3 separate regions of the Homo sapiens genome follow, and regions 1 and 3 are each linked to region 2. A link is an interaction called in ENCODE POLR2A ChIA-PET data of the cell type or tissue named here. Cell type or tissue: PC-9. All regions are shown on one strand. Links, peaks and the distances in the headings refer to the core of each region. The heading gives the core; the rest is flanking DNA.

Evidence for each region. Peaks named below come from ENCODE experiments on the same cell type or tissue, not always from the same donor. Only the 100,000 strongest peaks of a DNase experiment are listed, where the experiment ranks them.
Region 1: POLR2A ChIA-PET joins it to region 2 with 8 read pairs; 1 of 35 experiments calls an interaction of 5 or more read pairs at or near these places.
Region 3: POLR2A ChIA-PET joins it to region 2 with 5 read pairs; 1 of 35 experiments calls an interaction of 5 or more read pairs at or near these places.

The regions. Positions count from the first base shown.
Region 1 is chr15:52,677,291-52,688,682 of GRCh38, reverse strand. It overlaps LOC105370821 (a long non-coding RNA gene), which reads right to left and starts at 9,078. Exons shown (of 4, transcript XR_932255.4): 1 at 8,990-9,078; 2 at 3,340-3,901. ATOSA (atos homolog A) reads left to right here and starts at 9,295. Exons shown (of 13, transcript NM_001385016.1): 1 at 9,295-9,855; 2 at 10,561-10,677. The coding sequence starts at 10,662. RefSeq lists enhancers at 921-1,421, 10,260-10,399, 10,530-10,599 and a silencer at 9,360-9,679. In PC-9, for the core only: no CTCF peak of the experiment used is centred there; a DNase peak (open chromatin) is centred at 5,712; H3K4me3 peaks cover 585 bases; H3K27ac peaks cover 1,333 bases.
Region 2 is chr15:51,440,855-51,451,292 of GRCh38, reverse strand. DMXL2 (Dmx like 2) reads left to right here. Exons shown (of 44, transcript NM_001378457.1): 43 at 947-1,164; 44 at 2,100-3,502. The coding sequence ends at 2,309. Among named protein-coding and RNA genes, the nearest start is that of GLDN, 100 kb to the right of the region's middle. RefSeq lists an enhancer at 651-1,850. In PC-9, for the core only: no CTCF peak of the experiment used is centred there; a DNase peak (open chromatin) is centred at 1,102; H3K27ac peaks cover 1,867 bases.
Region 3 is chr15:52,251,477-52,260,723 of GRCh38, reverse strand. It overlaps MYO5C (myosin VC), which reads left to right. Exons shown (of 41, transcript NM_018728.4): 11 at 4,004-4,085; 12 at 7,267-7,407; 13 at 9,209-9,247. Among named protein-coding and RNA genes, the nearest start is that of MIR1266, 21 kb to the left of the region's middle. RefSeq lists enhancers at 1-524, 2,831-3,407. In PC-9, for the core only: no CTCF peak of the experiment used is centred there; a DNase peak (open chromatin) is centred at 7,773; H3K27ac peaks cover 1,768 bases.

The DNA of each region.
Region 1 (11,392 bases), core at 4,306-6,805, 1.2 Mb before region 2:
ATCCTGAAGTCCCAGAGCAGAATCTTTTTCTGTCTTCAGAATGTCTGTCTAGATGCTATGGTTTTTCAAATGTAATATGTCTGAAACTAAGTACTTTTTCTCCTTTTCTCCCCAACCCCCATCCCTCAGTGGCCAATCTGATCTTTCTCTTGTATTTCCTATCTTAAAGTACACGGTGACCTGCCAACTATTCTGAGGAGGATGGATGATTGACCTCTTTCCCTACAGCCAGTCACCACCAGAGTTCTATCACTTCTACCTCCTAAAACTCTCTCCAGTCCATCTTCTCTGCTCCATCCTGATGCCATTGCTTTAGTTCACATTTGCATGATCTTGAGGTTGGATCATTGGAATAGCTTCTTTGCTACCACATCCCCCACCATTCTCTTCCCATCTCCATCTTCTGTTGTTGAAGCAATCTTTCTGAAACAATCTATTTATTATAACCTTTTGTCATTTTCTGTCATCTACAAGAAATTCCAAATTCACTACTATAGCTACTTTGGTTTGCCATTGCTAGAACAATGATGCATAACAAACCATTCCAGAAATTAGCAGCTTTAAACAATAACTTAATCTTATGAATCTACGGGTCAGCTGTGATGGTTCTGCTAATCAAAATTGGGTTGATGTGTGAATCAGTTCCAGTCCCTTCCACATGTCTCTCATCCTCCTGGGAACAGCAGGTTAGCCTAGGCATCTGCTTTTCATGGTAATGGCAGAGACAACAACAGAGGAAATAGGCAAGATTTCTTAAGATTTAGCTCAGAGCTAGCATGCTGTCCCTTCAGCCTCATTCTCTTCATTAGGGCAATTCATGTAGCAAAACAAAAAGCTGGGACATATACTCTGACCTATTAATGGGAGGGACTGCAGTTACCTGCCAAAGGCATGGATGTGGGGAGGAATGAAGACTGGGGCTAACGGCAAAAAACAAAAACAAACAAAAAAAAACCTCTCTCTAATGCTGTACCTATTGCTTATGTTTAACCTCCTTGAAACTGACCTTCCAAAATGGCATCTTGATATGTTCTAACATGCCTCAGTGACATGCTGTTTCATCTGTGAAGAATAGCTTCCACCATCCTACCCCACTTTGCCTGTCTAACCTCAGTCTTTATTCTCCAAAATATAGCTAATATGTTCTTTTCTTTCCTTAGCAGGCCCCTCTCCTAGAGAGAATTAACTTTTCCTTCTTTGTGCCACGTGTTTTCCTTATGCACGAATATTTTTGCTGTTATCAAACCAAATTGCAATTTATTTATTTATTTATTTTTTGAGACGGAGTCTCGCTCTGTCGCCCAGGCTGGAGTGCAGTGGCTGGATCTCGGCTCGCTGCATGCTCCGCCTCCCGGGCTCACGCCATTTTCCTGCCTCAGCCTCCGGAGTAGGTGGGACTACACGCGCCCGCCAACACGACCGGAGAATTTTTTGTATTTGTAGTGGAGATGGGGTTTCACCATGTTAGCCAGGATGGTCTCGATCTCCTGACCTCGTGACCCACCCACCTCAGCCTCCCAAGGTGCTGGGATTACAGGCGTGAGCCACCGCGCCCGGCCGCAATTATTTATTAACATGACTGTCTCCCTTCTAGATTGATAGAGCTTTTTGGGGTAAACATTTGCTTTTCTAGTCTCTGTATCTCTAGGGCCCAGCAAAGTATTTGGCATACAAAGTTCAATGAATGCAGAATTGAATTAAACTTATATTATACAGAAATGACATTTTAGAAATAAAGACCAATTATTTTGAGTTGCAGGTAAAGAATTTGCCTGTGCAAGTTGAAATAAGAAGGCTAATGTTCTCTTTTCTCTGAAGCATGGCAGCATGAAATTATTCAGAGCCAGGCACAGTAGAGCATGCCTTTAACCATGGCTACTAGGGAGGCTGAGGTAGGAGGACCGCTTGAGCTCCCAGGAGTTAGAGACCAGTCTGGAAAACATTGCAAGACCCCATCTGAAAATGCAAAAGGAAAACTGAGATATATACAGTCAGCAAATAAAGGAATAGCTCCTAGAATTCTCTATGCCTAATTGAGCTTTGGGGTTCTGATAGAAGCAGCAGAAACTGGATTTATCAAAAAGGTACTACAAGTTGTTTTATCATGCTCTATCTACTACATGTGAAGAATTTAGTCTCAATTATGAGTTTTCCCATTTGTGAAAAGGGGTTAGGGAATTTCTGTAGTTTTTATGCATTCTTACAAACCTTTTTCTTTCTTAAATTGAGACAGTAACCTTAGAAAAGATTTCTCTTACAAATCTTTTTGAAGGGTAGAACTCTGTTCAAAAATGCTTTTCTGAAATACCCGATCAGTTTATATTGCACATTTTGAAATGGAGATCACTGCTGCTGTTTATATCTACTTTTCAAGTCCAATGTATGAAATCTTTTTAACCATGAAAAGTATTATTGTGGAATTCTCATTAGGATGCAATGAACTGATATACTCTGATGAAAAGATGTAAAGGATCAGTAACTTCATTTATAATAAACAGTATCTCTACCAGCTCATGAAGAGTGAAGCTGCTTAGAGTGAAGTCTACCCATCACTGCTTCTAAAAATAGCTCACACTGTTTGGGTAGGTAGTTCTGTGTGTGACCCTCTAATAAGTATGAAGAGAAAATTAATTTATATGAAAACTCTACTGAACCTAAAGTGGGTGCTGTGGCTCACTTGTGTAATCCCAGGGGGAGGCTGAGGTGGGAAGATCACTTGAGTGAGTCCAGGAGTTTGAGACCAGCCTGGACAACATAGCGAGAACTCCTCTGCCCTACCCTGGCAAATAAGTTAAAAAATTAGCGGGGCATGGTGGTGATGGTGATGGGCGGCTGTAGGCCTACCTACTCCAGAGGCTGAGGCAGAAGGATAATTTGCCCACAGGAGTCCAAGGTTACAATGAGCTAAGATACTCCACTACACTCCAGCCTGGGTGACAGAGTGAGACCCTGTCTCTAAAAAACAAATGCCTGTAATCCCAGCACTTTGCGAGGCCGAGGCCAGGCAGATCACTTGAGCCCAGCAGTTCAAGACCAGCCTGGGCAACATGGCAAAACTCCTTCTCAACAAAATACATAAAAATTAGCTGGGTGTGGTGGCATGTACTTTCAGTCCCAGCTACTCAGGAGGCTGAAGCAGGAGGATCATTTAAGCCTGGAAGGCAGAGGTTGCAGCAAGCCAAGATCACACCACTGCACTCCAGCCTAGGCAACAGAGCAAGACCCTGTTTTAGAAAAACAAAACAAAACAAAACAAAAAAAAAAAACTCTACTGAATCTAGCCTGTTTTCAGAAGGGTTGTTCACCATTGTTCCTACTATATCTAGGCTGTGCCCTTACCATTTTGTGATGCATTCAAGTCTCATTAGGGTGCACTGAACCCTTGATAAGATGAGGACAATTAAATGCCACATGACACATTTTAAAACAAAAAAAGAAAAGATTAGGGCAAGCAGCAAGTTTCCTAAGCACAGAATTTGCACCGCTAAAAGGCATCACTTGGTTGAGGAACATGACTGATTTTCAAATGTCTTCTGAAGTGCTGGGTAAGCCACTGAATCCTACAGCAAATAGAAATATTATGTAAGCTACATATATAACTTTAAATTTTCTATTAGCCACATTTTGAAAAATTAAAAATAAACCCAACATATCTAAAGTACTACCATTTCAACATGTGATCAATATTTTTAAAGTATCAATAGAGATATTGTACATTTTTTCCCACTGTCTTTGAAATCTGCTGTATATTTTATACTTACATTTCAATTTGTAGGTTCAATTCTCATTAGAAATACCTGATGTGGAGCTAGGCATGGTGGCTCATGCCTGTAATCCCAACACTTTGGGGGGCCAAGGCAGGAGGGTTGCTTGAGTTAGGATCACACCACTGTACTCCAGCCTGAGAAACAGAACAAGACTCTGTCTCTTTAAAGAACTTTAAAAATTTGAAAAAAAGAAAGAAAGAAAGAAAACCTGATCTGTATTTAGATTTCCTAAAATCGGCAGTTAAAAAATTAGATTCACTTCTTGGCCTTTTGGCTAAGATCAAGTGTAAAAAAAATTAGATTCATATAGTCAGTTGTTCCAAACATACTTAGTTTTAAAAATGAGTTCAGTTATCAAAAATTTATTTGTTTGTCTTTAGTAACAGGATCTTGCAGTGTTGCCTAGGTTGGAGTACAGTGGCACAATCATAGCTCACTGCATTCTTGAACTCCTGGGCTCAAGTGATCCTCCTGCTTCAGCCTCCTAAGTAACTAGGACTACAGGTTCATGCCATCGTGCCTGGCTAACTTTTTAACTTTTTTATAGAGACAGTGGTCTCCCTATGTTGCCCGGGATGGTCTCGAATTCCTGACCTCAAGCAAGCCTCCCACCTGGGCCTCCTAAAGTGCCAGAATTAGAGCCATGAGCTACCATGCCCAGCTGAAAATTTATATTTAAATTGATTAAAATTAACAATTCAGTTTCTCAGTTTCACTAGTCACATTTCAAGCACTCAATAACCACAGATGACTATAGCTACTGTATTGGCCAGAGCAGTTCTAGAGAATAGTGACAGCCTTGGATCTTCAATAATCACTTGAATCTTTGTGCCTAGGATAGTGCTATTCAATAAGGAAAGACAAAAGAATTGGAAGTCAGTCCATCTGCCCTTAAAAGATAAAAGGAATATGTGGTTTTAAGATCATAAATATGTGTTCAGAAAAAAGACAGAGATGGTGTGTATGAGTGTATGGGTTCTAAAAGACATTTTGAGGTGAAACTTTGGGCTTTCAAAGTCCAGAAGGGTTTCCATAGTAGTTGGGGAGGGATCTCATGTAGGGCAGAAGCCCAGTGTCAGGAAGATACAGGGTTTGGGTGGAAAATGAAACTAAGAGACCAGTAACAGATAGTGGGTAAGAACGTATGCTCTCAAGTCATGCTCACTAGGTGTGAATCCTGACTCTGCTACTGCCTAACTGCTTAAACTTGGGCAAATTATTTAACTTCCCCTTTTCTGTGTATTTGGTAGGGATAATACTATTTCATAGGGATGTTGTATTAAATGGACTAATAAATATATAAATCATTCAGAATAGTGCTTATGACTTAAGTGCTGAAGAAATTTCAGCTGCTATTATCTGAGCATGACCATTTGCTCTTTGGGGTGTGCATATAACACATCAACCAGAGCTGTTTGATTTAGAGCTTATATCTTAAAGCACTAAGCCTAAGTGTATATCAACCAATTTAAATTCTAAATGCAGAACCACTTCTCAACATTTCTGAGCCATAGTTTCCCCACTTGAAAATTTTGAAATTATTTAACTTATTTCAGAATATTGTAGTGGAAATTAAATGAGTCCATTCAGGAAGCGGCTGCCTTCTACTTATTAAATATAGCTTTGGGAAAGTTACTTGTTTCTCTGAGCCTCAATTTCCTAATCTGAGAAATAGTTATCACCCTCTTTGGATCAAATATATATGTAAAATGCTGAGCACAGTTACTGTCACAAAAAACGGCCATTATTATTCTTTAAAAAGACATTAAGTCTTGGTGGGTCGGAGACCTCCAGCAGCTCAGCAAAATTGTCAGGTTAATTAAAGGTTTATCCACCTTGAAGTTTAGAGGCCCTTGTATTTCTAAGCCCTAAGACACTTACGCAGACTGGGACCAGAAAGAATACATTTTTACTTCCTTATACCTGTGGTTTTAGAGGGTAGACAAACAGGAACCTCAAAAAAGAATAAACCAGACAACCAACTTATGTGAAGGTAGAAGGTTGTTTACAGAAGCCAATGCCTTAGCAATGACTCCATGATCTTTCTCTCTTAGAAATTAACTGTACTGAATTTAAGTGGATAATCAGAAACAATTTAGATATGGAAAAGATAGCTTGCATTTCATCTTGTTTCAACAAGTACTAAAAGTACATTTTTCTTTTTAACTTTGCAAGAACAGATTTATTTATACATTTTAATTCTACTCATCTTTATTTCTACAATATTTCATGGCAAATAAGATGTACTGATTACCATCTTTAAAATAATGTATCTTCATTTGACTCTCAACCACTTATTCATGATTATCCTCTAGCTATGGGTCATAGAGTTGTTCTTTTAAGATACTAGAGATATCTTAACATTTTTCACTCATTTACTGTTAACTTCTACAGAATTAAAGATCTTCATGTTTGAGTAACCATTCAGAACCTCCATTCTTTTTCTTAGTCACATGGCCATCTTCCCTGTGTGTCTTCTACCTTCAAACCTCTCCTTCTTATCAGGACATTAGTCACTGGATTTGGAATCTACCCTAATAATCCACCTCATCTTAACTTCATTACTGTACATATCTAAGTTCACATTCACAGATGGGGGATGGGAGTAGGACTGCAACACAATTTTTTTTTTTTTGAGGGGAGAACACATTTCAACCCACAATGGGTTCCTACTATTATGAGACAACATATAATATATACATTGCCCCAAAAGTATAATGAAAATGTGTCATTTACAAATGAAATTTGTGCTACCCACCAATTTCTCAACTCTACCTTTATCCCACTAGGGAGAAAATGCCAGCCAGTATTAGACATGCAGACTACAGGCATGCACAAGAAAAGCATATTAGAGAATACATAGGTTAATATTTATTGAGCTCCTACTTTATATCCAGTTCTTTACTAAGTGCTAGGGATACAAGAAAGAAGAAGGTACCAATCCCTGCTCTGGTGGAGCTCATCCTGGTAGCCTGGACTGGTTCCATGACTTTGGTCATCGTAACAGCCTTGTATTCATAAAGTGAGCAAACCAGTTATCCTCATCACCTTAATAAGTAAAAGAACTTAGAGACAGTCATTACAGATTGATCATACACCACCCATTTCAACAAAATCTGTAAAAGTTGAGGGGATGAAGATGAGTTGCTGAAGATGAGTTAACTTTTTTTTGAAGTTAATTACTCATATACGGCTTTGAAACCCTAGGGGAAAGCAAAATGGAAAGCAAATCAGATGAAAAGAGGGTAAGGTTCCTGCCAGCTATCTTGATTCCCTTGCTTACCCTTACCCTTCACCAACTAGGAACTAGAAACATTTGTTCTGTTTATGTGCTCTGAGGTGTGAACAGAGCACCTTAGAGTGAATTGCCATTTCAAGTCATTATTTCCAAACGCTCTGAACATGTGTTACATAATCATAGGATAAAAGAAAGCGATAACTATTGTCAGAGTCTAAACACCTCACTTTTATAGGTGAAACAAAGGTGTTAGAATGTGACTTGATTAGGGCCATGTAACTGTAATAGTACTATAAGCTCCTTGAAAGTAGTGACCCTATCTGGTTTTGGTGACCTTTACATTCTCAGAGACTTGTATGAGCCTAGCAGGTAGTATTCAGTAAATGCATATTATGGAATGAAACAATTTGAATAATGAGTCAGAAATACACCTTTTAAATACTTTTTCTGCTGCCATAATGATTTCAAATTTTTGAACAGGTTTAAGATTCTAAATTTAAAAAAACTTCAGGTTAGTCTAACAAATGTTGACATCATCATTTACCCAAGTGCTGTTAAAAATTATTTAAAAGAGAATAGTTTGTGCTACACACTAATAGTCTTGGCTTCTGCTCTCAACATTTCCTGGTCTTTTTACCTCTTTTGCATTAGATAGAGGAAGAAAGAAGCTAAACCAGATTTTGCTGCCTGTTCACCCAGTAAGCCTTTTACAATAGCTGTTATTTGGTCCCAGCTGTTGTGCTAAATTTAGGTTTTTGGCTTATCTGTAACTGTTCTGTCTCCCATTACCAAGTGCTTGTAGAACAAGTAAAACTTCAGTTCATTTTTTAAAAACTACATAATACAGTATTCAATAATATCAAAGTCAAATCCACTGGGATTTAACATTTGTAGCATTTTATAGATTAAAGAACTGTTTCCATTTGTCAGTTTCATCGTCATGATGCCAGAACATTTCAGAGAAAATGAAATGTTACCCTCCTGAATGTTCTCTCCGCTCTGATTAGATACAATCGTGGAGTTAAGGTTAACAATTTCAGTTGTACATGTTATTTTACTGTACATATCTAAGCACTAGAAAATGTTACTTTTTAAATATTTCATGCCTTTTTCATAAGAACTTTACCTGAGGCCAAAAAAATGGAACTGCCAATCTTGCAGTTTATAAAACTCTTCTGATGTGAAAATAATAGACTCATTGTAAAAAAAATTTTAAAACAGAAGGGCACAAATAAAAAAAATCCCCTTAGACTTGTCCTAATACTTTCCTGTGATCCTTTTATGCAAAATTATATCTAAAAAAAAAACTTTTTCTAATGAAACCAAAGAGCCTTGCAAATTTTTACTTGTCTCCATTTGGGCTCATGCCCCATATGTACTTTGTCTATAGACTGAGTAGCTAATAGCTGCAGCGCTTGTTAGGATTGGGTTTTTTTTTAAGTACAGCAGATTCCTGTCATCTGTTTGTGTTTAAATGACGACAACATCACAACATGAAATGCCATCATGTCACATTGCTATAGCACAACAACAAAATTACAGCTCCCCAACAATAACATGCTGTCAAAGTGTCCTCCTGCCCATGAGTCAGTGTTTTAGAAGTTATGAAGATTATTTTTAGCACAGCGAGTGTCTTGGAAGCTTGGGTTCTGAATCCTACTAAAATCCTTAGTGATTTGGGAAAATCTAGGGTGGGGGTGGGCTTCCTGTTCTTAAATTCTCCCACTCCCTGACCCGCATAGCTGCCCACCCCCCGTCCCGGTCACATTAAACCCGGGTTCCATTATGCGCTGCAATCCACTTGGGGCTCGATCACAACTCTGTGCCAGCATCCCGGGAGGAGGAGGAGGAGGAGGAGGAGGGGGGGAAGGAGGGGGAGGGGGGAGGAGGAGGAGGAGGAGGAGGAGGAGGAGGAGGAGGAGACGACGACTATAATTATCCTCCACGTCTGGGGCAGGCCTTTGGATGACATCTCCCCAGTTACCCTGCGCTCTAATAGCGCAGCTCCGATTCCTGGTCTCAGAATCCAGGCGCGCCTCTGCCGGCTGGGAGCGCAACCGAAGTGCCTGGGACGTCTCGGGCTTCCGGGACTCTGCTGGTGTCTCCCAGCCGCCATCTCCAGCGCCCTCGCACCCGCCGGGCACCTGCACCGAAAACCCGGCCCCAAACTAGCGCCCCGGGGCGAGCGGCGGCATTGCCATAGTAACCGGGCGCCAGGGCCGCGGAGGCCGCCGGGGAGGAAGTGACGACCGGGGTGGGTTGGCTGTTGTTGGGACACGTGACCTAGGCAGTGTTTTGACAGGGCAAACAGCAGAGAAAGAACTGGCCGAGCGAGGGGGACGGGGAGCCGGGGCGCCAGAGCTAGAGACAGCGGGCGGGCAAGGAGCTGGCAGAGGCGCTGGGCAAGAGGGCCGGCCGGGGCTACGGGCGGGGGAAGCCCGGGGGTCGCGGGGCTCGGGTGCCAGTCAGGCAGGGCGGAGGGGCTGAGCGCAGGGAGCGGAGCGAGGCGGTGGCTGAGGCGCGGGTGGATGGCCACAGGGGCGCCGGGGAGCCGCTTCGGGCTGGTCGTCTCGGGTCCCCACGGTCACCTGAGGCAGCCGCGGGGGCCGCTGCGCTCCATACTCCGCTCCCGCTGGCCCTGCGCCTCTCGGAGCCTGGGGTCTGAGGTGGGAGTGTGATGTGAGCTGCTGGGCGAGCGGTGGAGAGAAGTGCCAAGAGGAGGCGGGATTGGGACGGGAGAGGAGAGCGAGTTAGTCAGCAGAGGTCGGCCGAGGGAGCGGAGGAGCCGGCCAGCTCGAGAGCGCCATGAAAACAACTCTCCAGCGGGGAGAGGGGCAGACGCGGCGCTCGGTGCGGCGGGGCTGAAGGAAATCCGGGGCCGCGGCGGGACGGAAGGGGTTGTGCAGAGCAGGGGGCGAGCACAGGCTGTAAACACCTCCCCCGGAGCCGGCCGCGGAGGACTGGTTGGGAGTTGGTAGGGTCGCCCCGGGACAGCCCGGAAGAGTTCGTTTGGGGCTGGGGGCTGGGCGGGAGGAGGTGACTCGGGTTTCTGTGTAAACTTGGCCGCGGTTGCCGCAGGAAGGCTAGCCAGAGGGTAATTACACAGGTGAGGCCCGGCGGGGCGGGCGGAGGGCTCGGGAGGCGCAGGGGACTGGAAGAGTTGGCTGCGCCCAGGCACCAGGTGGAAGAATTTCCATACCAGCCCTGCGGAGGTGCCTCTGTTTCCAGAGGCGTTTTTGTACGAAGGGGTTAGTTTGTGTTGCTCAAATCTTTTTCTTCTTCTTGCCTGTACCTCCAGGTTATAAATAGATCCTGTTTTGGTTCAGAGACTGTGTCAGAAGGACACATTGGCCTGGAGAGCACAGAGGCAGGGAAGGGGGTGCTCGATCCGGAGGAGATGGGGGAGGCGGTGCAGAGAGTTTTGCTTTTTTCAGACCAGCCGAGGGTGCTGTCACCGCAGTTGGTGCCAGGAAGAGGCCTAACTTAACAGTAGTTTACTTGCAAGGTCCGGGTATTAGAATAGGGCCAGATTAATTTTATTTTTGTCTCTTTCAGCATTTTGAAAGCGAAGCAGAAGCCGTAGAATCAGCGGCGAGCCTGTTGAAAGAACCCACAGGTGCATTTCACAGCACTCTGGGCGAAAATTGGATGTGAAAATGAAGCCAGACCGAGGTAAATGATTTGTTTAAGTAGGGCTTGTTCCCCCACCCCCTTCTTTTCTATGCCTCAATTTAGAAGTGTTAACCTAATTCTGCAGTAGGATCAACTATTTCTGTATCATATGTGATTATCTGTTTTTGTGACAGATTCCAGCTGGTGAGGTAGAGAAAGGCATATGGAAGAGAAGGTTAAGCGTTTTTACAAAAGTGCTTCTGAAGCACTAGCTTCAAGAGAGATTCTAGTGTATCTCAAAATGAAAGTAAAGAATGGTATTTGTATCTGTTGCCACAATACAGGTATCATTTTAGAGTTGTACTTGCTCGTTTTTAGGTAGTCAATCTAACTTCAACTTTCAAGAAGTTCATAAGCTTTTTAAACTTGAATGTGAACTTGATAAAATGAAGAGAAAACTTAAGCTTGAGTTGACAACTGTTATTTTATTACTACTTTGATTAGTTGATTTTTGTGCTTTAAGCAAACTCCAAAAGTTTGCAGAGTACTCCAGTATTCAATATACCAGCATATGGACAGTTTGGGCCACTGAAATCCCTGGTGATAAGTAAATGTCACTTCTTTTCTAAACCTGTATTTTCAGGATTTATAAGAATAATATATACACTGCTTTTCAAGGACTTCAAGGTAATTCTTTATCAGTCTTCTGATTAATGGCAAGAACCAATTTTAGAAGATGTTAATATAGTAGTGGTTAGTAGTGAGAGCTTTTCAG
Region 2 (10,438 bases), core at 41-2,540:
AATACTTTTTGTCTTTTTTTCCTTTTTGTGGAGATCAAGGTCATGCTGTATTGCTCAGGCAGGTCTCAAGCTCCTAGGGTCAAGCTATCCTCCCACCTCTACCTCCCTAAGTACTGGGATTACAAGCATGAGCCACCACACCTGGCCCTAACCATAAAATAAAACAAAGGTTAACCTTATTATAATGACTAGAAATGTAAACAGTGCCATTTAAATATTATTCCTTTTAAGACAATACTTGCCAAATTAGTGTCCTAACTCTGTCTTCCACATAGTACCACCCAAAAAGTGCTCCATGCTCAAGTAAGTTTGGTTAAATGAAGTAGATTGTCAGAAAGACAGAAAGATTCTCAGTCTTTTAATACACTGATATGCATTTTGAAATATGTAGTTAATTCTCAATTTTATTGCAGAATTCTGCAAACAGTGGTTAACATTGCTTACAGATTTTCTGCATGTTAATTTGAATCTTTAATCATATTAAAATGCAAATACTCCTGGGAAGGATAATGAACTTCTTAACTTGTAACTGAAAACATTCACACATTTTCTCATAGTGTCGTTGTTTCAATTACTTACCTGAAAAGAACTTTTTGTACGGTACAGCACTTGGCTGGGTTAATACTCACCAACTTTGAGAAGGTTGGTCTCTGCTCTTCTGTATACTTTTTATGAGGCAGTATCACTTAGGGCTTAAGGTTTAAACTTTCTTTTTCTCTCTGTGTTCATTTCATATTGAGATTATGGATAAAAAGTTTGTTCTGACATTGCTTAACATTTTTCTTTAATCATGTGATTACAGAAATTCAATGACTTACAAAACAATAAATGTACCTTAGAATGAAAAATGCATCAGTAAGGTCTGTATTTAAATGTGGATGTAGACATCATAATTACCAAGACAAGAAATTGTTTTGAGAAATTCTCTGATGTTTTTCTTCTTCAGGTTTCACGTGCCACGATCATGGTGCCACGGTACTGCAGTATGCACCCAAACAGCAACTCCTAATCTCGGGGGGTAGGAAAGGACACGTCTGCATTTTTGACATCAGGCAAAGGCAGCTCATTCACACGTTCCAGGCCCATGACTCAGCTATTAAGGCTCTGGCCTTGGATCCCTATGAGGAATATTTTACCACAGGTTCAGCAGAAGGTAACATAAAGGTGAGTCAGTACAAGAGGTTGGAATGTGCTAAAGACTGATTGGAAAGAGAAAAAACAAAAACTCCACATTCTTTGAAATAAAGCTTCACTTTATTTCACTTGGGCTACTGCATGGAGATACTGCATATCTCAACACTCTGCCGCCTCCCCATGCTCCTGTATGGTTCTTTCTAAACTGTTATGGTCAATGAGATTATCAAACTCATTGGACTCAGGCCATTAGAAAGCTTTAAAGCATTCTATTTTGAGTAAAGTGTATGAGTTTAATGCATGAAATTTTTTGATGACATTAGTTTGGCTCCTTAGAAGCTTCTCCCCTCTCCCTCAGTACTCTTGTGTGTGGTGGAGGTGACGTTTCCAGTAAGTGAGCTAGTGCAGATGCTCCTTGACTTTATGGTGGGATTATGTCCCAACAAACCCATTATAAGTTAAAAATATTGTTAAAGTTGAAAAACATACTTTCAACTTAATATTTTCAACTTACTATGAGTTTATTGAGACTAACCTCAGGATAAGCCAAGGAGCGTGCTGAATGCGTATTGCTTTCACACTGTCATAAAGTCAAAAAGTCTTGTCAAACCATCGTAAGTAGGGGACTGTCTGTACCACACTACTTTTACATAGCCTTAGGACCTAGCTCAGCATGAGGAACACATTTAACTGAATTAACTCAAATAGTTAATTGAATTAGAGATGGGCTACATATGGTTAATATGAAGCCACAAGAGGATGTGAAGGAAAATATGGAAGGAGGACAGTAAATGAATCGTGGGAGTGGTGTTATCATTTCCCACTTAGATAAGCTCTTAGGAAAGAGGCAGTGGGTGGGAAGGTTGGGCTTTAGTGAGATCACTTGGGCCAAGGGAGCAGAAGGGCCATGTTTTTGCTTTTGGTCTTTTCGTAATATATTTTTAACTCCTTTTGTTTTGCACTAGGTTTGGAGATTGACAGGCCATGGCCTAATTCATTCATTTAAAAGTGAACATGCTAAGCAGTCCATATTTCGAAACATTGGGGCTGGAGTCATGCAGATTGACATCATCCAGGGCAATCGGCTCTTCTCCTGTGGTGCAGATGGCACGCTGAAAACCAGGGTTTTGCCCAATGCTTTTAACATCCCTAACAGAATTCTTGACATTCTATAAAGATTGGGGTTTTATTTTTATATACATTTCAGTTAAAAGGCACACTACAGTCATCACTAGGCAATTCTGCTTTCTAAGCAGTTGTATTGAAAACAGAGAATCTCTGTGTAGAATTTGAATATGACCCAAGCTGAGTATTATCTAAACAGGTTGGTGGAATGAATGCGCATGTACCTTATTATGCTGACATACTAAAAAAAATAAAACCTAGTATTGTATGAAGGATAGCTATTCTTTACAGCATTTAGCAAACCTGATTCAGAAAACATTTGAGATTAGCAAATTAGTAACTTGAAATAATGAAAAGGACGTTTATACCAAATTAAGGAAGAAAATGTTGCTGATTTGGGTTTTTCTTCCTGTTCTTACCACTGACTGAAGCATGCCTGCAGTCTCCTCCTCTGTTGAATGAAGGATAATCATAAGGTGTTTGTTAGGAGCGCTAGACCACCTGGAAAACTTTCTTAGCTGTGGAGCAGTGCGCAGTGACCAGTTCTCTGCTGTGAGAGGCCGTTTCCATTCTTTCCTGCTGAATATTTTTCCTGTTAGTGTTTATACTGAGCTAGTACTGTAACTTGCAAATGAGTGCAAATTTAAATGCAATGTTTTACTCACAATTTGCACATTCACATTTTTTGGACTGCTAGTTTTTCTATTTAAATATTTGCCTTCATGTTAGGAATGTACTATGTGAACATGACATATTTGTAGTTAACCAAACACACCTTCTTAGTCCAGTTTAGTACTTTTTCTTTTCGTGTATTCAAGGTTAAACACCCAAACATTTAAGGATATGTTGAAACTACACCAATAGAGCATTTCATATCATAATTAAAATGAATGTTAGGCTTCTTGTGGCCAGTTAATAGTTGATGAGATTGGTGACATTATTTATTGCCACAGCCTATTGTATAAACTATGCAGAGTTAAATATTTGCTTGTAAAATATTAGCCAATGTTGTCATTATTTTGATGTATTTCCTTGGTTATGACCAAAAATATGTTGAGATACTGAAACTAATGTCTGTGTGTTTAAATGTTTACCAGCAAATTGTCTTATCATGTTAATGAGAATGTTCAATGCCTGTGTGGTAAATAGTAAATACAATGGCATAAAAGTAACTTTCTCTGAAGATGTGATGTTCAGGCTGTGAAATATATATGTAAAAGAAAAATAAATGTTATTTGTTAGAGTTTTTAGTTTGATACTGTTTTTGACCATTGAGATTTTTAATTTGATAAAATGTTTAACTGTTAGAGAATTTGCAAGCTATTTGGCAGTCTATTCATTCATAAGTAAGTATTTACTGAATACCTTCTATACCAAAAGCCATTCTAGGAAATGGGATACAGTGGAGAGCCAGACAGAGAAAGCACACAATGTTGAGATTTAGCGGGGCAAGAGCTAACCTCACTATACCTTCTCCAGACAGATTTGAAGTTTATTGAATGAAGTACTAACCTCGTACCCAAAACTCAAATCTGAGTCTTGGCTATTTGCTTGCTCCTAAGTAAGTAAGGGAAGTCAGAATATGCCCACTGATAAGAAGAGCCAGGAAAATAAGCTTGTGAGTGACATCTCAATGCCTAAAGCAAAACTGATTCAAAGGAGCTTTCAGAAAAAAGGGAAGAGAACTTTCTCTGTCAGGTAAAAGCAGTAAGAGACTCTAGATTCACCTTCTAGCTTGAAACAACTAAAAGAAAGAAGACGACAAAATATATAAACAATGGTTCTCAAGACATTAAGCATCAGGTAGGGAGGGACAGTGATTCCTGAGAGGTGAGCATTTTAATTGTCCCAACTTACCACCTCAAGAAAGTTTCCAGGCCACAGGCAGGGAGAGAACCCAGGCAGAGCCTAATGGTTTCTCCAAGTTGCCAAGATGATAGAACTGCGAGTCTGGGGAATATAATGAGGATAGAGTTCGCAGGCCAAAGGCCACAGAGGGGCACAGGGAGAGGTACACAGAAGGTCTGTATTAGTCCATTCTCACACTGCTATAAGGACATACCTGAGACTAGGTAATTTATAAAGGAAAGAGATTTAATGGACTCATAGTTCCACGTGGCTGGGGAGGCCTCACAATCATGGCAGGAGGAAAAGGAGGACCAAAGGCACATCTTAACATGGCAGCAGGCAAGAAAGCGTGTGCAGGGAAACTGCCCTTCATAAAATCATCAGATCTCCTGAGACTTATTCACTATCACAAGAACAGAATGGGAAAAACCTGCCCTCATGATTCAGTTACCTCCCACTGGGTCCCTCACACAACACTTGGGGACTATGGGAGCTACAATTCAAGATGAAATTGGGTGGGGACACAGTCAAACCACATCAAGATCTTCCTCAATATTTTGCTGAGAAAGGAATCAGTGTATGTGTATGAGCAAATTGCTGGCACCCAGAACAATAGCCATCGAAAGGGATTAGAGGTAACAATCTAATCACACAAAGCTAGGAATTCAGCAGGAGGCCCCCCTTATCTGTGGCTTTGCTTTCTGTGGTTTCAGTTACCTGTGGTTAGTCATGGTCTGAAAATAGGTGAGGACAGTACAATAAGAAATTGAGAGAGGGAGAGACTATATTCACATAGGTTTTTATTACTGTATATTAATTGTTCTATTATTGTTGATCTTTTACTGTGCCTAATTTATAAGTTACACTTTTTGAGACAGAGTCTCACTGAGTCGCCCAGGCTGGAGTGCAGTGGTGCGATCTCAGCTCACTGCAACCTTTGCCTCCCGGGTTCAAATGATTCTCATACCTCAGCCTCCCAAGTAGCTGGAACCACAGGCATGTGCCACCATGCCCGGCTAATTTTTGTGTTTTTAGTAGAGATGGGGTTTCACCATGTTGGCCAGGCTGGTCTTGAACTCCTGACCTCAAGTGATCTGCCTGCCTCAGCCTCTCAAAGTGCTGGGATTACAGGTATGAGCCACCATGCCTGGCCTAAACTTTATCATATGTGTATATATAGAGAGGAAAACACATATATAGGGCTTAGTACCATCTGCAGTTTCAAGCATCCATCCACTGGAGTCTTGGAACATCTCCCTTGTAGATAAGGTGGGGGGACTACTGTAATTCATATTCTCACCAACCAGCTGGAAAACCTCATAATTCATGGGGCATTAGGTAGTACTCTCAAGGATTTTGCTGCAGTAGCAGGACAAAATTAGTCCTAGGATAAACACTATCATGGTCCTGCCTAAGAAAGCTAAAAAGGAAATGACCAAAAGCCAAATAGCTAAATTTTATCTGAAAACATAGCTCCAGAGTATTTGTAGGAATACAAAAATATCCAACACTCAACAAGGTAAAATTCACAATGTTTGACATTAAAAAAAATGCATGAAAAGTAGGTAAATACAAACCATAATGAGAGGGAAAACATACATCAAAACAGATACAGAAATAACACAGGTGATAAAATTAATAGCATAACTATTTCATATGTCCAAGAAGCTAGAGAAAAAATTCAATGTTAGGAAGAGATGTGGAAGACACACAGATTCAAATCAAACTTACAGAAATGAAAAGTATAATGTTTGAGATAAAAAAATACACTAGATGGGATTCACAGCAGATTAGACATTGCAGAGTGAAAAATTAGTGAATATGAAGGCACAATAGAAACTATCCAAAAGGAAACACTTTTAAAAAACATTGGAACCAAATAACACCAGTGAGCTCTGGGACAACTTTGAGCATCCTAATATATGTGTAATTGGAGTCCGTGAGGGAGGAGGGTAAAGGAAAAATATAATTAAAATAATGGCCAAATATTTTCCAGTTTTGATTCAACCACAGATCCAAGAGCTTTAATGAAACTCAAGCACAGGAAACAAGGAAAGTAGAGCCATACTCATCATAATCAAATTGCTTAAAATCAATGATAAGAGAAAAATGTTAGGATCACAAAGAGAAAATAGACACATTGCATACACAAGAACAAAGATAAGGATGACAGCAGATTTATTTCAGGAACAATGCAAACCAGAAGAGTGGAGTGACATCTTTAGAAGTTTTGGAAGCAAAAAAGCTGTCAATCTAGAATTCTTTGACCAGTGAAAATACCTTTCAAAAATGAAGTTTACATAAAGACATGAAAAGGGTAAAAGAATTCATCGCCAGCAAATCTGCACTATAAGAAATATCAAAGGAATATAAAGAAAGTTTCTGAATCAGAAGGCAAAATGATACCAGATGGAAATACGGATCTATTCAAAGGAATAAAGAGTACCAGCAATTATAACTACATAAGTAAATTACATAAAGACTTTTCCTCATTGTTTAAATCTCTCCTAGACAATTGTTTAAAGCATAAGTAAGGCCAGTCATGGTGGTTCATGCCTGTAATCCCAGCAATTTGGAAGGCCGAGGTGGGGCGGATCATCTGAGGTCAGGAGTTCAAGACCAGCCTGGCCAACATGGTAAAACCCTGTCTCTACTAAAAATACAAAAATTAGCCAGGCATGGTGGTGGGCATCTGTAATCCCACCTACTCAGGAGCCTGAGGTGAAGAATTGCTTAAATGTATGACAACAGCAGCACAAAGGCCAGGAGAGAACTAGAAGTATACTGTTGTAAACTTTTTACACTATATGTGAAGTGATATATCACTTAAAGTTAGATAAAAATCTACAGTATAATTAGTTTGGGGAGTGACATCAGCAATATAGCAGGATGGGACTTTCCAATGCTCACCCCCTCACAGAAACACCAATTTAAAGGACTATCCATGCATGAGAATACACTCACAAGAGCTGAGGAAACCAAATGAGAGATTACAGCACCTGAATGTTGCACAGAAATCAGAAAAGATGCTGTGAAGAGGATAGGAAAGAGTTTTACATGACCCATCCGTGCCACCCTCCCTCCACCCCTGGGTAGTATGACGTGGGGAGAGATACCTTCTGCATGGGGGATAGAGAGGGAGGTGAGCACCAGAATGGTGCCTCGGACCCCAACACCAGGCCTGCCCCAGTAAAACCCAGTGCTAGACCCCTATTGCCCAGATTTCAGGCCAGTTCCCGCAGACTGAGCCTCTAAGCCCATCTAAGCACCAGGCAGGATCCTGCAGCCCCAGGCCCCTCACTGGACTTCGTCTCTGGGCCCATACAATTTCTAAGCTCACCTGCAGCAGCCCCAGGCTCTGGACTGGTTCCAATGCCAGGCCAGACACCATAGTCAGGCTCCAGGATGGCCCCAAGGACTCAGTCCTCAGACTCATCCAGCAACAGGCAGACCCTAATGGATATAGGCTCCAGACAAGATCCCATGGAGCTGCCTGCAGGCCCGCCTTGGTGCCAGTGGACTTATTCTCTCAGGCCTACCCCAGGGCTGGGCTGTCCCCAGTGGCTCCATGCTCCAGATTGTTCCCAGGGCTGGGCTGGCCTCTATAGCCCTGGGCTTCATGCTCCCTCCAGTGTTGGTCCGGTCCCTGCAGCCCTAGTCATCAAGGGGACACCCATGGACCCAAGCTCCAGGCCTGCCCTAGCACCAGTTTAGCACTTGCAGCCTCAGGCTTCAGACCATTCTCAGGCTCCAGGCCTGTCCCACTGCCAGGATGGCCCCAGTGACCTGAGGCTCCAGACTGCCTCAACACCTGGCTGGCTGGCACCAGCAGCCTCAGGCTCCAGGCTGGCCCTGTAACCCCAGACTCCAGACCGGCCTTTGTAGACCTAGTTTCCAGGTCCTCCTCAGCCTCAGGCCAGCATTCATGGACCCAGCCTCCAGCCAGTCCTTGCAGACTAGGGACCCAGTCTGCCCCAGTGCCAGGCTGGGCCTTCACAACCCCAGATTTCAGGCTAGCACATGCAGACCCATCTTGTAGGCCTGCTCCAGCACTAGATTGGCAGCCATTGACCCCAGTACCAGGACGGCCCTGGCAGTCCTGAGCTCCAGAGCAGCTCAGTGCATGCTGGCCCATATAACCCCAGGTTTCAGGCCCACCCCAGCACCAGGTAGATACCCCTATCCTCAGGCACCAGATTGGCACCTGCTGCCTCAGGAATCAGTCTGTGTTAGCTCCAGGTTGGCCTTTGCAGTCCCAGACTCCAGGCTGGCATCCATAGACCCAGCCTCCAGGTTTTCCAAGCACAAAGCTGGCCCCCATGGTCCCAGGCTCTATGCCTAGGCCCTAGGTCTAGGCCCTAGCACTAGGTCAGCACCCACAAACCCCAGTCCCAAGCTGGCATGTGTGGACACAGGCTCTAGGCCTATCCGGTGCCAGTCCAGTTTTTACAAACCCACGCTCCAGCAGACCCAAGGTTCAGACCTGTCCTAGTAGACGCAGTACCAGGCTAGCCCCTGCAGACTCAGGACCCAGACCTAGCCCTACAGACTCAGATTCAAGGTCTCTCCCAGTGGACTTGTATGCCAGGATCATCCCATTGCCTGGCTAGACCCTGCAGATTCAAAGTCAAAGGCTGTATGTACCCCAGCACTAGATCAGCTCCCATGGACCTAATCAACAGGTCCACTCCAGTGAATCTGGGTTCATAGACCTAGGCACCAGGCCCGCCTGCCCAAGAACACAAGAAGCAAGCCTGCCCATGGGCCATAGCAGATAGTGGCCAGAATCTCTAGACAGGTTGACTGATGAAGTCCTTGCCCAACCAAAGCAAGCCTGCAAAGACTCGAATCAGTCCCTTTCTGACATGAATGCATGGCCACGTGAATCAAGAACAATCAGGGACACATGACACCACCAAAAGAACAAAATAAAGCACCAGCAACTGACCCTAAAGAAATGAAGACTTACTATTCAGCAACTACACTCTTGGATATTTACTCAAAAGTCAGTTTGTTGAAGAGATGTTTGCAGTTATCTTTATTGTAGCACTGTTTACTATAGTCATCTTAAGAAATCAACCTAAGGGTCCATCGACAAATGAATAAAGAAAATGAGGTATATATACAAATGAAATATTATTCAATCTTTATAAGGAAGGAGATACTATCATTCATGATAACATGGATGGGTTTGGAGAACATTATGCTAAGTGAGATAAGCCAGGGATCTCTGGGCACTGGGGGAAGGAGAACATGGCAATTGTGAGGCAATGAACTCAGGGCTGTCCTGTTAGAGCAGAAAGGAAAACCAGACCAAACTCAGCTGATGCTCACCCATGGAAGGAACATTTAAACCAACCCTACCCAGAGGGGAATCGCTGATCCCAGCAGTCTGAACCTGAGTACCTATAAACCTTGCCACTGAGGGCAACAGTGCTCTGTGTCTCCAGGTAAACTTGAAAGGCAGTCTAGGCCATAAGGACTGCAACTCTTAGGCAAGTCCTAGTGCTGAATTACACCAAGACAGACAGTGGACTTGGAGAGGACACATGAGACATCAGCTGGAGCAGTCAAGTGAGTGCTGGCGTCACCTCTTCCCTAACCCCAAGCTACACAGCTCGTGGTCCCAGGAGAGACCTCTTCCTTCCACTTCGGGAGAGAGGGAAGAGTGGGGAGGACCGTATCTTACTACATCTAAAATACCAGCCCAGCAAGAGCACAATAGGATACCATTCAGAGTCGTGAGGCCCCTATCCCAGGCCCTAGCTCTCAGATGACATTTCTAGACACACACTAGGCCAAAATGGAACCCATTGTCTTGACAGAATACAGTCCTGGCAGGATTCATCAGCTGCTAACTGGAGAGCCCTTGGGCCCTGAATTACTAGGAGTGATACCCAACTATTACATCGAGGGCCTTGGGTAAGCCTCTGAGACCTGCTGGCTTCAGATGAGACTTAGCACATTCCCAGTTGTGGTGGCAACAGGGAAAAACTCCTTCAGCTTCAGAAAAGCAGAGGGAAAAGTGTCTTGCATCTTAGGTACCAACAGTGCCACAGGGGGGTAGAGCACCAAGAGGGCTCTTGGGGTCCCTCAATTCCAAAATATGACTCTTAGATGGCATTTCAGGACCTGCCATGGGCCAGAGGGGAGCCCATTGTCCTGAAGGGCGAGTCTTAGGCCAGACAGCGTTCACAACAAGCTGATTTAAGAAAACCTGTGCTTTAAAGGAACATCAGCAGTAGTCTGGTAGTACTCCTCATGGCTTGGGGTGGCAGTGGCTGTGGGGTGAGGCTCCTCTCCCTTTGGAAAGGGGAGGGAAAAGTGAGAA
Region 3 (9,247 bases), core at 6,748-9,247, 800 kb before region 2:
CTAAGTACACTCTCCTGGGCTATGGTGCCATTTATTCAAAGTGCATTAAAGAGATGCTGAATTAGGAATGACCAATGTCAAGAGCTTACTGTGTGCCAGCTCTGAGGCTGCTTGGCTTCCATGGGCTTTCTCACTTAATTTCTTAAACAACCTTATAACTATCCCCGTTGTAGAGCTGCAACAACCAAGGCTTAGAAAGACTCAATAACTTCGTCACAATTGCTCCGCTGGTGGGAGAACCCAGCACAGTTGTGAGGCTCCTGCTTTTGCTTTTCCCACCAAAGGCCCCTGAGGTGTGGAGCCCCAAGGTCCCTTCCCATTCGAATCACAGGGGATGACAAGTCACCTAGGCTTGCACCTTGCCCAAGCCCAGCGGCCAGAGGTGGACTGAACCCAGGTCTCTGATCAACCACCCCCCTACCCCAATCCTTTTCCGTTCTTGGGTGAGAAGGTCTTGGATTTTCCCCAGCCCTCCTCCAGGAGGTCTTACCCTTCATCCCACCCTGGAGTTGGGTTCTTTTTCATTCTCTCTGCCTGGTCCTCCTTTTCTAAACCCCGGGCTCAGCTCGTGCTGAAACAGCTATGGAGTAACCAGAGTGGAAGCTGGCATGGAGGGCTCTGTGGAGATTGTTATCCTTCAGGCTTTTCTAGCAGCTGGCCCCAGTGCCCAGCCCTTGCCCCTCTCCTGGGACCCACCCTGGTTTCTTAACAGGAGAAGGGGAAGATTGACCCATGAAAGGCATCCTGGAGTGTTCCACCTGGATTGGGGGATCTTCCCCACACCATGGCAAAAAGCAGCTCAACCCCATTCCCCATGCAAAGGGGAGAGCTGAGCTCTGGCCTTCACGGCCCTGCTGCTGCCTCCTGGGGAGGAGGGGGACAGGGCCACACCACGCTGTTGGACTTGCACCCAGGTGGAGAGGCAGCTTTTCCCATAGCTGTCAAATGGGAGACAGTCAAGGGAGCTGCTTTGTTTAATTTAGATCCTAAGTTAATACATATGGCTCCCAATTAATAGTACGTGTCAACAGTTATAAAATGCTTAATACATTACTGGGATAGCCTAGTCAATTATTTACCTTGTCTTCTTCCCAGAAAGTGTTTGAGCAGCCAGTTAAAAGCTTAAGTGAACTTTTAAAAATGGATAGTCCTCATTAAAAATAGTCCTGTTTCATTGTGGTGGAAATACGTAATTATTCTGTTATTCCCTGTTCTTTTGGGTGTTTTTAAGATGTATTTTTAAATGACAGTCCTTTATTTTAACAGTATATTATTTCTTTCTTTTTTTTCTTTTTTTTTTTTTTGAGACGGAGTCTTGCTCTGTTGCCCAGGCTGGAGTGCAGTGGCACCATCTCGGCTCACTGCAACCTCTGCCTCCCAGGTTCAAGCGATTCTCCTGTCTCAGCCTCCTGGGTAGCTGGGACTACAGGCACCTGCCACTACGCCCGGCTGATTTTTTTTATTTTTAGTAGAGACTGGGTTTCACCGTATTAGCCAGGATGGTCTCGATCTCCTGACCTTGTGATCTGTCCATCTCGGCCTCCCAAAGTGCTGGGATTACAGGCGTGAGCCACTGCACCCAGCCATTATTTCATATTTTTATCTAACAGATGTTTATGTCCCAGGCACTGTGTTGGAGGCAGTGGTTGAACAGCATAGATGTACGGCTCCTGCCACCGTGGGACTGAGACTGGTGAGGGCAGCAGGCCGGCAGTAGAGGTTAGGATGAGTCCTGGGAAGGGAGGAAGGTGTGCTGGAGGTTAGCAGAGGGTGGGGACAGAGCAAGGGCAGCCATGTGCAAGGAGTAGTGAGCTGGACGGTGGCCCCCAGGCAGGATCCAGAACCACTGTAATAAGGAATTTGAATTTTTCAGCTATGTGGAAAAACCTGAGACAAGAGTATTTATAAATACACAAAGACTTGTTAGAGTAAATTATTTTAAGATTCCTCTCAAAAATTCTAACAATAGCCTGTTTGCTGCCACCCTTGAGTTCATGATACGCCTCCAAAAAAATCAGCTTTCCTCTAGGCAGCAGGGCTGCAGCCTGGGGCCAAGCCTTTCCCGCCCCCTCCAGCAGCCTCGCTTCTAGGCTAACCCTCGCCTAGGCATACCTGCAACTTTTGAGAAAGCTCTTTTTGACTTGGAAATAAGGAAGCCTCAAAGGAAGACTTAGCATCTTTGAAAGCCAGTAAAGCTGAAGCTGTGAGCTTCAAGGTCTAAGCTGAGAGTGAATGAAGGCTGGTGACTCCCCAGCCTGTCGTGTATTTATGTTCTTTGGACCCAGAGTTGGAAAAACCTGGGTCTGGGGGTCAGACCCCTGGGAATGAGCTCCGTAGCATACCAGTTACGTGACCTCAAGAAAGTCACAGAACCTCTCCAAGCCTTAGTTTCTGCATCTACAAGATGGGGCCTCTCTTGCAGGGTGATTTTGAACATATGATGGAAGAAATTATGCAGGTACCTTGAAAACCATAAGCATGGTTCCAGTGTGAAGTGTTTTCATAGCCAATGTGCCTCTAGCATTTTAAGTCACAGATCTAGGTCTTTCCATGGGTCCTAAACTTCAGATTTTTGTGCCCCAAAATAATGCATTGATGTTTGACATTTTGCCAGGTTCTAGAAAGCCCTGCCCTTGGCCCCAGCTGTGAGCTGCAGAGCTCAGTGAGACCCTTTTTAATCTTCCCCCAGGCCCAGCCCTGGCCTTGCTTCCATGAGCAGACCAGCCTCCGAATCTCTGAGCCACCAAGGCTGCGTGTGGAATGGGGCTGTCAGAGCTGCTATGAATCACCCTGGAGCTGTCTAGAGGACAGTCCAGGTTCTTACCCTGCCCAGGAATTCCAGATTGAGCCAAACCAGCTCAGTCAAGTGAGACTCCCAGGGGACCTGTGATAGGAGCCGGCAGGAACCTCTCAGGATTAGAGCGATTAAGAACAAAGCTTTGGAGGCACCAAGCACTGGGGTCGAATTGCATTTCTGGCACCACTTGCTGGCTGTTGGTCCTCACCATGGTCACTCCTTCTCTGACCCTCGTGTGTGACAGTGGAGTCACAGGAGCCCTTCACATAGGGCTGTGTTAGGGTTATAGGAGGTGACGTGCATAAATGCTGACACCTTAAAAGTGCTCAGCAAGCTGCCTTCCAGCAGGAGCTCATCTGGCCAGGTGGTAAATTTGGTGCCTCTGTTTTGTTCGGCCCACGTTTTGCAGAGTGGGATTATTCACTTAAAAGTCCCAGTTTTCTGACTTTTCTTAAGAATCAATTAATCTAACATCCTGGGCCGCATTCATCCATGGCTACATCCGGCAGGAGCTGAGTAGCAGCTGCCTCCCCAAGGGCTCCTCTCAGTTCTTGAGCTTGCAACTCCAAGGCAACTGCAGAGGCAGCTGATGAAAGTCTGAATATGGAAGCCAGCCATGTCTGTCTCGTCCCTGATGGGGTGTGCTGGGCTGTAGGATATGAAATGACTTTGCCCTTTTCCTCTAGGAGCTATGAAAGCACCCCTTAGGGAGGCAAAATTGTGCTGCAGTTGTGCTGCTCCTCCCCTCAACAGACAAGGAGAGAATAGGAAACCACATTGCCTTCTCATTGGAGGCACAGGCATCACAGTCAGGCAGCTTCGCAGCTAAGTTCTGACACAAGCTGTGTGACCTTTGGCAAGTTTCTTAACCTCTCGGGCTTATTTTCTGACCTATAAAGTCAGAATAATAATTGCCAATATCACTGTTGTTGTGCGGACTACACCATATGGTGACATGCTTATTTTAATGCCTGGCTTGAGGTAGGTGTTTTATACCTACCAGATTTCTTCCGGGGGACAACCAGGAAAAGGGTTATTTATAAACTGACTACTAGGATATCATTAAAACCAGAAGCTTTGAGGGGTATTTAAAACTTGTAGAAGACATAGCAAACGTTTAAGCTTTTAAGTGTCAAAAAATATCTATAAACAAATGCATATGTCTTGCTTCAGGTTATATTTTAACTTGTTTAAATTGTATTTCAGTTTTGAAACCTTTGATGTGAACAGCTTTGAACAATTTTGCATCAATTACGCTAATGAAAAACTGCAACAACAGTTTAACATGGTAGGTGACCTTTCTGCCTTCTTGACTAGTTCTCAGCCGCGCGCGCGCGCGTGTGTGTGTGTGTGTGTGTGTGTGTTCGTGGAAAGAGGCATTCTTCTTTCTTGAGGTTGCAAATTTTTATGCAAGGAGCCTCACGCTGGGTCACTGCACCACCTTGTGGCCAAATCTTGAAATCACACCCTCTCATCTATTTCATCTTTTTTGAATCACCTGCCAATGTGTGAGCCTCACTGCCCTTCTTGGATACAGACCCTCTGTGCAGCCAGACAAAACTATTTAGTTGGTTGCCTGAGGCCTCCACTTTCTTTCGAGCCTCTCTGTCTTTGCACTTGCTGCTTTCTCTGCCTTAACCCACGTGCTCCTGTTATTTCCCCATTGCTTTATCTTCACGTGGCCAACTCCAGCTTGTGTTTTGAGATCCAGCTTCCCTGAGAGCCTCCTGCGATACCTCCTGGCCTCTTCCTATGTGCTTCCTTATCGCAGGCCTGTCACATGGAATTATCATCATTTGCATGCAAGTTTCCAAATAGACTTGGTCACCTGGAGAGGCCAGGACTGGCATTCTTTGTCTCTCTCAGCCCAGTGCTTATCTCGGCACATGCAGCACTAAACAGCAGATGGCCAATGGATTATGGGAATGAGTTTCTCCAACCTTAATTTAGAACAAGACATATATGGTACCTTCCTAACTAACAATAAGATCAAATGTATCATCCCATGGAAACAGACAGGAGATGGATTCCAATTTTTTTTTTCCACTGGGAAGATTTGTTTATTCAAAAGACGTTTTTGAGTGTATACTGTGTATACCAGGTACCAAGTTAAGTGCTGAGGTAGAAAGATGAATAAAACAATTTAAAAAATGTTGAGTAAATGCTACTTGTGGCTGTTTGGGCATTTATTATTGCTATGTGTATTGAATACAATTTCAACCTCTTAAATCAGTTCCCTAGATGCAAGAACTTTATTGAATTCACTTTTGAATTCCCAACAGTACTGACGCCTTTCTGCTCCTAACAGAAGTCAATGAAATTAAAAGTTGATTGAACATCTTTCTACATTGGCCCTACCATGAAACTACTCTCATATTTTTTTTATAATTGCCTCCTTAACATTTATATTTGGCTCTGTTTCTGAAAAGCCATGAAAGCTAAAATGCTTTACTAACTCACATTTTCCCTTTAGCTTACATTCTAAACTTTGGCTACATGTTTATGGGAAGAATGGTGATTCCAGTTCATAATAGAAATCACACTTTAATACCCTAACAGTTACTCCAAGGAAAGGTTATACCTTTGTTAGTGTCCAGTCTTATGCTCCCTCAGAACCCCTGAGGAAAACATAGCATGACGTCTTGGAGAGTGTGGGCTTTGGCTCAAACTAAATTGGGTTTGAATCTCAGCTCTACCACCTCCCTCTGGGACCTTGGGTTCTCTGAGCCTCTGTTTCCTTGTTTTAAAAATGAGTCATCATTACACATTGTATGTATGTGTCAGAATATCACATGTACCACAAAACTATGTACAACTATTATGTATCAATTTAAAAAGAGTCAATAATAACTGTCTAATATTGTGAGAAGACCTAACATTGAATCCTACTCAGTAGAAGTTTCTTTTTTTTTTTTTGGCCCAGAATTAATTCATGTATAACCATTAAATTTCATTCCATTGTAAATTTCATTTCTTTAGCATTTGCAAGGCTCTCCTGGAAGTTTAACATTAATAACTACAGCTGAGGTTTATTCCAAGTGCATATTCAGTATAACTCACCTGAAGTCAAACTCTCTGTGGCTGCTACCCTGTTCCCTGGCTGCAATGGCGTGCTGCTCCCCAACATGTCCACCTTAACCTCAAAGTGACACTTATACCAGATGTCTTGCCAAAAATCACAAATCAGAGGCTGTAATTCTATTTTTTTTTTTTTGCTTTTGTTCTCCTCTCCTGTTCTTCTTCCTCTTCCACTTCCTCCTCCTTCTCTTCCTTTTTCCTCTTCTCCTTTTTCTGAGTCATCCATCAATGTGTAGATCCTCCCAGGAGGGGTAGTATCTTCAATTGTCAGCACAGAAAGCTTTGGGTAGGACTCTCCTGATCTCCAGTCCCCCTCTTCTGGCTGCCACTGGGCCTTGCACCTGATGCCCCCAGGGAGCTCAGCAGTAGCAAGTGTAGAAGTGCCGGTGCCACCTTCTCCTCTCAGCCCGCTTACCCTCCACGTGACTTTCTGTGGTCAAGTCACGCCATGGACCCCATGTCCTGAGCCTGACATTCATCCTGACCTCTTCGCTCCTCTTCCTCCTCCCTGAGTCCCAGCCATCAAGAGCATCGGGCTGAGTCCTCATTGGTCTCACTGCCTCCGGTTCTTCCCTCCTCTGAGCCATCCTCCAGGTCTCATCATAACCCCTCCGCCCTCCAGCGGGTCCTCACTGCTCCTAGAAAAAGGCCATAGGCCCAGAATTCTCTAAGGAGGGTGTGAAGGTCTCAGGTGATTTGACTGTACCATTCTTTGCCACCACATTGCTGCTGTCCTCCTGTAATTTCTAACCTGCTTGAGGTGCGTTTCTCAAGCACCCATTGAGCTTTCATGTGGTTCCCACTGGGATTCCTCCATAGGAGGGTTTTCTTGATGCCCCACCCCACCCCACCCTACCCCACCTCACCACCTGCCAGCCAAACTTTCTTTCATCCTCCATGGTAAGCCTGAGTACATCCTCTGGGAAGCCTCCCTGATACCCTTACAGCCCAAGTGAGTAGTGCACGAAGATCTCTAAGCAGTGGGCTTCTCCCACCGGCCCCGCAGCTAGCATTCTCAGGTAGCTGGCTCCACCCAGCCAGGCTGCATTAGGCCAAAGAGGCTGGATCTGTCCTTGGATAGCTGCTAGCAGGAAGGGGCTGTAGGACCACACTGAGTACCATGTGGTGCTGGTGGTGACACAGGCTGGCCCAAGCCATGTCCTAGGAGGTAGAGACCCACTCAGACTAGGTGGGAGGATGACAGCTAGACTCGCTTTAGGAACTCGGCGGTATTGATCACGGTATGGGCCTTGTCTATACTTCAGGGTCCTTCTTTTTAAACATAAATATTACAGATCAACCATTTACATTTTCCAAATGCTTACATCCTGCTCTTTGGAAACGTATTTTAATATTCTGTTTTACTTTCTGTATTAACTTTGGATTCCCAGCATGTCTTCAAACTGGAACAAGAAGAATACATGAAGGAAGATATACCTTGGACGCTGATAGATTTTTATGACAATCAACCAGTTATTGACCTGATTGAAGCAAAAATGGGAATTCTGGAGTTACTGGATGAAGAATGTTTGGTAACTTTTAAGAATAATTGTTTTTTTCAGCTTTTAAGTAGTAACAGATGAGCATTTTGCAAAGCAGTTTTTTTGAAGTGTGCTTGTGAAGTCCTGATGTTTATCCAGTTGGTTGGATGGATATTAATGCTGGGACAGCATCCACAGCAGGGACCCCAGAGGGCCCACTGGGCCTTTTGCCCTCAGCCTGTGTAGACCACGCTTGGGGAGCTGCACCACCTCTTTTACCTGACTTCCAGCATGGAGGCTGTCCCAAAGTGTATGTAGAAACATGCATGAAAACAGCAAGTGACTCCACTCAAGTTGTCGGTGACTAATAAGAATTGAGTTTTCTTTTACATCCTGATTCTTGTGAGTCATCAAGAAAAATCAACATCGTATGATTCACCAGAAGAGCTTTCTAGAGTTTTCTTCTTACCATTTCCCTCTGGGAAACTCTGAAGTAGGCCAGCCTGGCAGTGTCTCTCATGGGGCCACAAGAACAAATAATCCCAAAGTGAGGATTAATAAGGTTTCGGGGTTAAAGGATTTTTTTTTTTTTTGAGACGGAGTCTTGCTCTATCACCCAGGCTGGAGTGCAGTGGTGCCATCTCGGCTCACTGCAACCTCCGCTTCCTGAGTTCAAGTGATTCTCCTGTTCCAGCCTCCGGAGTAGCTGGAATTATAGGCGCACACCACCATGCCCAGCTAATTTTTTGTATTTTTGGTAGAGACGGGGTTTCACCATGTTAGCCAGGATGGTCTGGATCTCCTGACCTCGTGATCCGCCTGCCTCGGCCTCCCAAAGTGCTGGGATTACAGGCATGAGCCACTGCGCCCGGCCAATTTTTGTATTTTTAGTAGAGATGGGGTTTCCATCTCAAAAAAAAAAAAATCACATGTATCAAGATCAAATTTCGCAACTAGCTTAGTACAAGGAGGTATGCCCTTATTTCAAGGAGTGAGTTAATTAGGAAGTAAAATAAGAAAAACTATTTTCCTGAGGCAGGGGAAGGGGAGGACTCTCTATTCAGGTGCCAGTCTTTTCCCATTCACCCGTGAATAAAGGTCATGTTCGTGTAATGGAACCCACACTATTTTTTCCTGAACCTTTAGATTTCTTTGGGAAGAAATAAAATACTGCCTATTTTATAGAAATAAAATTCTTCATTCTAAAGTCATTGTGTGACCATTTCTTTTTAAAGTTTTGTTCTTCTAAAGAGACTTTGATGTATCCATTAAAATATCACATCAAATACCCCACAAATATATATAATTGTTATTTGTCAATTAATAATAATTTTTAAAGTGCCCTAAAGATTAAGATCAAGGATAAATTAATGCCTAAAGTTGCTTTTTTAAAAGCCTCTAAGGCCAGGCGCAGTGGCTCTTGCCTGTAACCCCAGCACTTTGGGGAGGCCAAGGTGGGTGGATCACCTGAGGTTAGGAGTTGGAGGCCAGCCTGGCCAACATGGTGAAACCCCGTCTCTACTAAAAATACAAAAATTAGTCAGGCATGGTAGCAGGCACTTGTAATCCCAGCTACTTAGGAGACTGAGGCAGGAGAATCGCTTGAACCCAGGAGGCAGAGGTTGCAGTGAGCCAAGATCGCGTCATCACACTCCAGCCTGGGTGGAAGAGCCAGACTCCATCTCAAAAATAAATAAATAAATAAATAAATAAATAAATAAATAAAAAGCCTCTAATTGAGAGCAGTTCACTAAGTGCCAAATCACCTTGGTTTCTTAGAATTAGTGCTTTTCCTCACCTGTATGAATCTCTGGTTTTCTTACTTGCTATTTGGTTTATTTTTCTTTTCCAGTTACCACATGGAACTGATGAAAACTGGCTTCAAAAGCTG